2 separate regions of the Homo sapiens genome follow, and region 2 is linked to region 1. The links are chromatin contacts, found by Hi-C or POLR2A ChIA-PET in ENCODE. All regions are on one chromosome and are shown on one strand. The core of a region is the stretch at or near the end of the contact, and the rest is flanking DNA. Distances in the headings are between cores, read along the strand shown. Region 1 has its middle 60 kb from the start of ZNF608. Region 2 has its middle 84 kb from the start of LINC02240.

Region 1 (4,124 bases), core at 963-3,462:
ATCTTCTGCATTCCGTCTTTGATTAATGGCTAGAATCAAATCTTTAACATGTTCATTTTTATATCTGTATGAGGGTCGTGATTTCACCCTTCTTTTGAAAATTATCTTGTAATGCCATTCTCCCTAGCCTTTATTCATCATTCATTTCCTAACTCTGATAGTTCTTTTTATTTTTAGAGAGGGTGATTATGCTTCCTGAATTCTGCATTTGATGAGCATAAATATTTTTACAGGCATGATGGGCCACAACATTTGGAATTGGGATGTCCCAGAAAATCTGATACGTGTGACTGTACAACAATATTTCTCATAGAACTATAGAGATGGAAAAGGTCTTAAGTTCTTCTTGTCTCCTTCATTACAGGAACAAAACTAATAAAAATCCAGAGAAATGGAGAATTTTTTCAAGATTGCAGAGATTTTGAGTAGTAACAGAATTGTGTATGAACCTGCTGGGGCTCAGAACATGATACTCCAAAGTATGGTGCTTTGGCATGCTGACTACTTTGAACTAAAGGAGATTGAAAGGCCTCAGAAGCAAGGTCTCTCTGAGCTTTTCCTGCTCCCCTGTCCCTCACTTCTTTTTAGTGAGCCATAGAAACCAGAATTCTTCTCCCTCAAAGCAAGCCAAAATCTTAGAAAGGTCACTCCCTCTCTTCTCCCTTGAAGACTACCATTCCATAAGGGTCCTATCCCATACCTGGGAGGAAGAAATGTTACACAGAGAGGCCAAAAAGAATCTAAACAGACAAGCCTTGCTGGGCTCCTACCATTCCCAGTCTATTACCATTAGATCATACTCTTTGGTCCAATCACATTTCCATATGCCTTGTCCATTCTTCATTAAATCTAAGCATAAAAATAAACAGCTTTCCTCGGGTCTTTGGGTCTTCTTTTCTGACAGTTCCCATGTTACGTAAAACTTTGATTGAATACGTTTGTTATGGTTTTGTCTCGTTAATCTCTTTTGTTATAGGAGTGTCCCTTATGATGGATGAGGAAAGTTATTATATCTTTTCTCCCTTGCAAACCCAAGACTGGCTAATTCCGGATTTCAGGGTCTTTTTTACTACAGTAAACTCTTTCTAAAGTGGGGCTAATAATATGAACCTAAAAACTAATGTAACAGTTAAATGACATCTGAATCTGAAGAACCTAATACCATGCCTCACTCATAGCAGAGGCTTCTGGTGTTCTCTCTCAATGAATACAATAAAATGAGAAAGCAAATGGCACCATTTCTGTGTCTGCTTGGTCAGCCAGTCTCGTTAACTCATAGGCACACTTCACATCTCATTTATGTTTCCCAGAATGATTAGACACATAATAAATGCTCGATAAAATTTTGTTGAATAGAATTGATTTGAGCAGAATGAGCAGTTATGTGAAGGAACCACAGCTGATTTTAAACAAAGACTCTTTTAACTCTAGAGATTGAAGGGAGAGCATGTTCTCATTGTGAATTGTACCCTAATCCTTACATCAACCATAAATTCTAAAAATAATCAAACTAGATTTTTGGTGAATGATTTATCATCTAGAACAATTGTGTTTTCTTTTAAATTTAAATTTAAGTTTTTTCTTTTTTTAGAGACAGGGTCCTGCTCTGTCTCTCAGCTGGAGTTCAGTGGTACAATCATAATTCATTGCGGCCTGCAACTCCTGGGCTCAAGCAATCCTCCTGCCTCAGCCTCCCAAGTAGCTAGGACTATAGGTACACACCACCTCACTTGGCTAATTTTTATATTTTTTTTGTAGAGAAGGGGTCTTGCTTTGTTGCTCAGGCTGGTCTTGAACTCTTGGCTTCAAGTGATCTTCCCACCTGGGGCTCCCAATGTGTGGGGATTTCAGGCTTGAGCCACCACCCACCCGGCTGCAATTGTAACCAAATATCCTGACCTACTTTCTGCTGAAAATCACCCTACTTTCCTCTTTACATAGAAATATTATCACAAATCCCTTTGAATGAGCAACTGCCTATTTTAGGAAATCAGTGACTGTACTTATATTGGTTACGGCTTCCTTCCTCAGCAAATATTCCCAGGTTGATCTTCAGTTCAGGCGAATGACGCTGGGCAGTATTCGCAAAGGCCCTCTATAGTATAGATGCCTGAGAGCTCTTTAGGCTGTGTGCTAACAATATTTTGATATACTCTGTTTTTCTCCCCCCTAGCTGTTTCCTTTACTGCCTGAGCTGTTTGGTCATGTCTGAACTGCTGCTGATGAAGCCTTTTCTGGCAGGTTGCCCGGGGAGCAGCTCTCCTGTAGATTCCGCCTCTCTCCAGGAGTTGCCTGCCTTCAGTATAATGGGCAACATTGAAAGCAGCAAGGCGTTCGGTCGACAAGGTCAGAGTGCCTTTCATTCCTGCAATAATCAACCAGTGTAGCTCTTCCTCAGACCTGGGGAGAGAGAAGATAGAGGTCAAAAGAGCAATTACATTTCACATTGACTCCAGAAAAGGCCTGGATCACAAGACTGAAAAGAAAAACGGATTCTAGCCTCATTCTTATCCATTCCTTTTCTGGCCATTTTTGTTATTAACACTGCCCTGAAACCATAACAAGTTTTAGCTTGATGACGTGAAAAACGCATTTTCTGCCTGCAGATGAGATCTTTCTTCTTAGACATTTAGCACTGTCAGCATATTGCAAAAGAATGCAAATGAGCTGCAGGATCTATAACCAGAGACAGTAAGCAAAGGCCATTAATTATGTTTTTAAAAAATGTTAACCCTAGCAGACTGTATAACAAGCAATTGTGCTAATTTCAATCTGTAATCAGTCCCAACATTAGCATAACTTTATTTATTTAGCATTAAGGCAACAATTTAGAGAATATAATTTAGTTGGAAATGTCAGTAATTTTGCAGTGGCAGATTGTTGTTACAAAGCTACCTCTATTTGACCTTACAGCTGCCAGGACTAATTACTTTAATTGCATTAATTGCACTGACCATTCTGGTGTTTAATGTAGTTGCTGTTACTCTTTAACCATTGAGCAGATCAGCCTGGCTGAATTCTCAGTAAAATGGGCCAATGCTCCTTTCTAAATCTCCTTTGATTCTTTTCTGCATTTTGAGAGCCCAGATAATTCACAGATTGCTAGTGTTCTCACTGAGACCATGAATTCTGAGGAGAGCTCTTGAAGGAAATAAAAATCTGTACTATATTACTGTATTTCCTAATGGATTCTTATTGCTCACTGCTGACTCGATTAAAGTACAATTAGTTCACTAATGACAAAGAAATGTGTAAGAAATGTTTGTGTCAGTTTCAACAGTAGATTAAAACTCCTTTATTTCACATTTTGGAATGAATTCCTATGAACAAGTCTGTATTCTTATTTCTGCCTTATAGACTGAACCCATAGCTTTCCCTAGGATTGGACTCAACACAAATTGAAATACACAGCTATGTCCTAATTTAAGATCTATGGCTTTGGGAATCTATAAAATAGATATTTCCTCCTGACAAGGAAAGTTTCACAGGACATTTAATAAATACTTTACTACCAGTGATACATCTATTAGTCAAAATGAAGAGCACTTGAAATATCTTTTTTTTTTTTGATACAGAGTTTCGCTCTTGTTGCCCAGGCTGGAGTGCAATGGCACAATCTTGGCTCACCACAACCTCCGCCTCCTGGTTTCAAGCGATTCTCCTGCCTCAGCCTCTCAGGTAGCTGGGATTACAGGCATGCGCCACCATGCCCAGCTAAATTTGTATTTTTAGTAGAGACGGGGTTTCTCCATGTTGATCAGGCTGGTCTTGAACTCCCGACCTCAGGTGATCTGCCTGCCTCGGCCTCCCAAAGTGCTGAGATTACTGGAGTGAGCCACGGCGCCAGGCCTGAAATATCCATTTTTATACATGAAATTATGGGCTTATGGGGCTTGGGCATGGTAGCTCATGCCTGTAATCCCACCACTTTGGGAGGCTGAGGTGGGAGGATCGCTTCAAACCAGGCGCTTGAGACCAACCTGGGCAACATAGAAAGATCATGCCTCTACAAAAAATAAAAATAAAAAATAAAAAATTAGCTGGGCGTAGTGGCCACACCTGTAGTCCTAGCGACTCAGTAGGCTGAGGTAGGAGGATTACTTGAGTTCAGGAGGTCGAAGTTA
Region 2 (3,829 bases), core at 246-2,745, 600 kb after region 1:
ATATAAATAGCCAAGACCATAATAAAGACCAGAAACACTTGTACATCCTTAATGTGTTTCTAAGAAGGTCATTGTGAGCAACCCTGCACACTTTTCAATTCTGAATGGACTTTATCAATATTCCACACATTTGGCCTGAATCAGTGGCTCCTTCTTTTAACTGGGGCATTCCTAGACATGGTGTTATAAAGTAGAGAGTGGAAAGGTAAAGTCATCATAGCATGGTTATCTGTCTGGACAAGGTCAGAAGTCAGAAATAGGCAAAGAAAATGTTAGAACTGTGAGCAGTGTGAAATGTGTATTTCTCTTGGAAGCACTGGATGAAAGGCAGGGCAGATAGGGAAGCAGGTAAAATAAAGCACTGCTAATATTTCAATTTGGTGTAACATCTACATTTTAAAATAAACCAACTACCAGGACTCAGGACTATTACAAACTACAATTTAAAAAAATTCCAAGTGTGTTTCTAACTAAAACATATGTAATTAAAAAATATTTCCATTTGTTCTGTGGAACTGCCTATCGAACACATATATATAGGTAAGAGAAATGCTACAGGAGACTGACTGTTTCTTCTTTAGAAAACTGTGTTTAGCAGAGGAAAAGAAATCAATGCCTGTATTTTCCATTATGACAAAGCTCATAATTGTCCTTAAATGGACTTTTTGTACTCAAGGCTTATGATTCCAATTTGTCATTAGTGATAACTTGCATCAGTATCTAGAAAAGAGAAAGTTTCAGAGAAGACAAAAAAGTCTTCTATCTTAATTTTCACAGCCATTTATTGATGTGCACATTACTTTCATTCTTTCAACCTAAATTGAATGTAATATGCAAAATAGACTATCTGAATAAGTAGATTATTAGGAAGAAAAAGGTAGCATGAGTCCTGTTCACTATAAGGGAAAGTATATTAAACAAATTATAAATAATATAATTACAAACCATTGTAGATCTACAAAGTATTTCTTGTGTGGTTTACTTAAGGATAGTATAGTCATTTAAGTTGCAAAGAATAGCCACAGAAGGAAGCATACCTATTCTACCTGAATTCTACAGAATTTTCAGTAACAAAAAAAACTGCAGATCCCCTTTCTAATGTTCAATGTGGAAATAAAAAGCCTCGTCCTTTTAGCTATTAAACACCATATCTTTTGATCACTGAGTCTTCCTCTTTTATTTATTTATAGATGTGAAAGAGCAGGTAGAATTATGCACTGCAGGTATCTGAGAATTTCAGTTTCAGAAGGAACAATAAGGATGGTGCCATCCAACCCGGCTATGCCACAGGCAAGACTCACAGAGGTAAAATGAGTGTGCAAAGTCAGGAGCAAATCCAGGGCTGGAATCTGGGGCTTTTCCCATTATCCTAGGCTTGATCTAAGGTCAGCACTGTCTAAGTTAATGAACATACAGTTTTGCAGTTCTAGCAACAGAGCTCAATAAAACTACACTTGTTCTGGTGCACACCAATGAGATCATCCAAGGTCATTATTTCTGTCTTCCAAGCTCTGCAGATCAGCACACTACTGAAACCCAATTAAACCACAAGAGGTGGGGAAACATTAAAAATGAATCATTGACTGTTTAGGGGGAAATAAAAAGACAAGGCTTTCTGAGTCAGCTGAAACTTTCATCAGCCACTGGGCGTACCCTGTGAGCAAAGGAAGTCACAGGGGCCCAATGAGATACCTCTGTCATATTTTTTTCTCCAGATTGTGCTTTCTTGAAGAGATACTGAATTTAAAATGGAGCTATTTGGCAATGACAGGAGTTTAAAGGAGAGAGTTGGGAATTAGACCTTGCACCAAATAATCTACATCCCTGCAAGTGAGTGCGCCGTATTTCAAGCTATTCTGGTTGGCTGAGCAAAGCCCTGCATTTTTGTTAACTCCCTTTAATTAATCTTGTCATAAGTCCTATAGTGAGGTGGATGAACTTTCAAACATTAAACAGTGGAATTACTCACCGGGTGGCTTTTCCCAAACACTCCAACCCCAATTAAAGAGCTGTATTTGGTTTGGGTTTCCTCAAATGGCGCTCCTGTTAACACTCATCAAACACAGGAAAAATAAAACAGCAATTTAACTGTGCCCGCAGTGTGAAAGGCTTGTGCAAATAATCAGCACATTTCTAACCGGTTAGTAATAGGCAGAGTGCAAAAAACAAATGACCAGATTTATACCACTGGGCAGGTCTGAAAGCAATGTTACAGCTGAAATATATTCATTTACAATTTAAAGCAAGGCTTTCAGTGAATAATTGTTTACATAATAGTGAACAGTGCTTGTGCTGCACAACTGGGATCCATTTACAATGTGTTAACCAAATAATGCATGTTTACAAAAGATTTAGAGTTTGTTTTTGGAGAAAAGAATCGTGGTACCCTTGCCAACAAAAGCAGAGCAGTATGTACAGTTAGTAAATCTTTTCTTAGCTGCAAAATTAGCGTCAAGTTGCTTGAGCCCGTAAACTACGTCAGCATAAGTCACTCTCATTAAATTGATGTGTGAAGGTAGTATTCTTAAACAGCAGGTTGCTCCATTCTGATTTTTTTTTTTAATCAGTCAAATAATGAGGTGGGGGTAGAGTTGCTTAACCAGGCCAAGGGAAAAAGAAAGCGGAATCATCTTAAAACGGCCATCCCGGATTTAATAGCCTACAACAAAACCCTAAGCAGGTCAACTTCATGGTTCAGCAATTCCTAAAAGCCTTGTCTACTTCTCCAAAGCTTATCGGTGACGGCTGGTGTATAAGAGCTCCCAATGAGGACTGATTTACAGCACTGAAGGGCTTTGCAGTGACAAAGGAGGGCCAGGGTCCTCGAGTGCTTTCTGTATTTTTAAGATCCCAGAAGATGATGTGGTTCTGTGATAGGAATCTCTTAAACTTTACCATTGACATAAACAGGTCACAGTGCCTGCAAAAGCTTAAGCAGGAGTCAGGAGCAGTCTCTCTCTCTCCTTTTTTTCTGGGTCAGAGTCAGATTTTATCGAGTCAAGCTATCTAATTGAACACAAACCATGTGATAGGACCCAAACAGAGTGTATTAAAAATGAAACAGAAGGAGCCAGGTTTGTCTCAGGCTAGTGCTGTTACACGCGTAAGTTTCAGACATCCCCTGAATACAAAATGATTTTTTTTCCCCCTGCATTGACAAAAGTCCGTCTTGCAGGGGGAAAAAACAGTAGAGAATAAAACAAACAAATCCACACAAACACACAAATCTAGTTTCATGCTAGATGTATCTGTTGTGAAGCAATATGTTGGCTGAATAGGGAAAGTCAGGTGAGTTAAAGTCTTGTGGCAGCCTGATTTAAACCATGGCTACACAAACCAGAGCCCTGTCCAGATCTCAGGAAAGTGAATTATATATAATAACACTTACAGTTTCCTACTACTATTAGATTTGCCTTCTTACATAAATGCTTAAGTTATGATAAAAAACAGGGCCATGTCAGTTCCTTTCAGTCTCAGCACATTTGCTATTAGCATAAGAAATGCTGCTTATGGCAGAGCTAGTCGGGCTTGAAATTTCTGAATTAATGGATTTGATTTCCTCTTGAGACAAACCATCAGCCTTGCAGTAATGGAAATAGATATAGTTGGTAAAACAAATAAAAAGCTGGCATGCAGATAAAATGGGTTTCGGTTTAAAATAGTAATGTTGTAATTGAAGTGAACAATTACAGGGTTGCTCCTAGGCACAAAAGAAATACCATGAAAATGAAGTAATGTTTTTGTTAAGTATAGTCATTTCATGAAAATGTAGAGCTGCAGATGTCATTGTCTGCCAAAGGGAAAACTATACTTATTCTTCTATACAAAG

The links. A loop is a pair of places that touch in the nucleus more often than their neighbours do. ChIA-PET counts read pairs that join two places held with the same protein, here RNA polymerase II (POLR2A). Pooled maps may share reads with other maps.
Region 2: a loop to region 1 is called in a map of endothelial cell of umbilical vein, with 12 times the contacts of the local background. The contact joins two enhancer-like sites. A Hi-C loop is called at or near these places in 1 of 168 maps with a recorded cell type or tissue (endothelial cell of umbilical vein), 5 of 37 single-sample maps with no recorded cell type and 4 of 50 pooled maps. POLR2A ChIA-PET finds 5 or more read pairs at or near these places in 2 of 52 experiments (A549 and MCF 10A).

What each region holds. Positions count from the first base shown.
Region 1 is chr5:124,804,364-124,808,487 of GRCh38, forward strand. No RefSeq gene overlaps it. Among named protein-coding and RNA genes, the nearest start is that of ZNF608, 60 kb to the left of the region's middle. Within about 2 kb of position 2,213, at least 8 of the 41 ENCODE cell types and tissues checked have a DNase peak (open chromatin) inside an H3K27ac peak, as active enhancers do.
Region 2 is chr5:125,407,301-125,411,129 of GRCh38, forward strand. No RefSeq gene overlaps it. Among named protein-coding and RNA genes, the nearest start is that of LINC02240, 84 kb to the right of the region's middle. Within about 2 kb of position 1,496, at least 8 of the 41 ENCODE cell types and tissues checked have a DNase peak (open chromatin) inside an H3K27ac peak, as active enhancers do.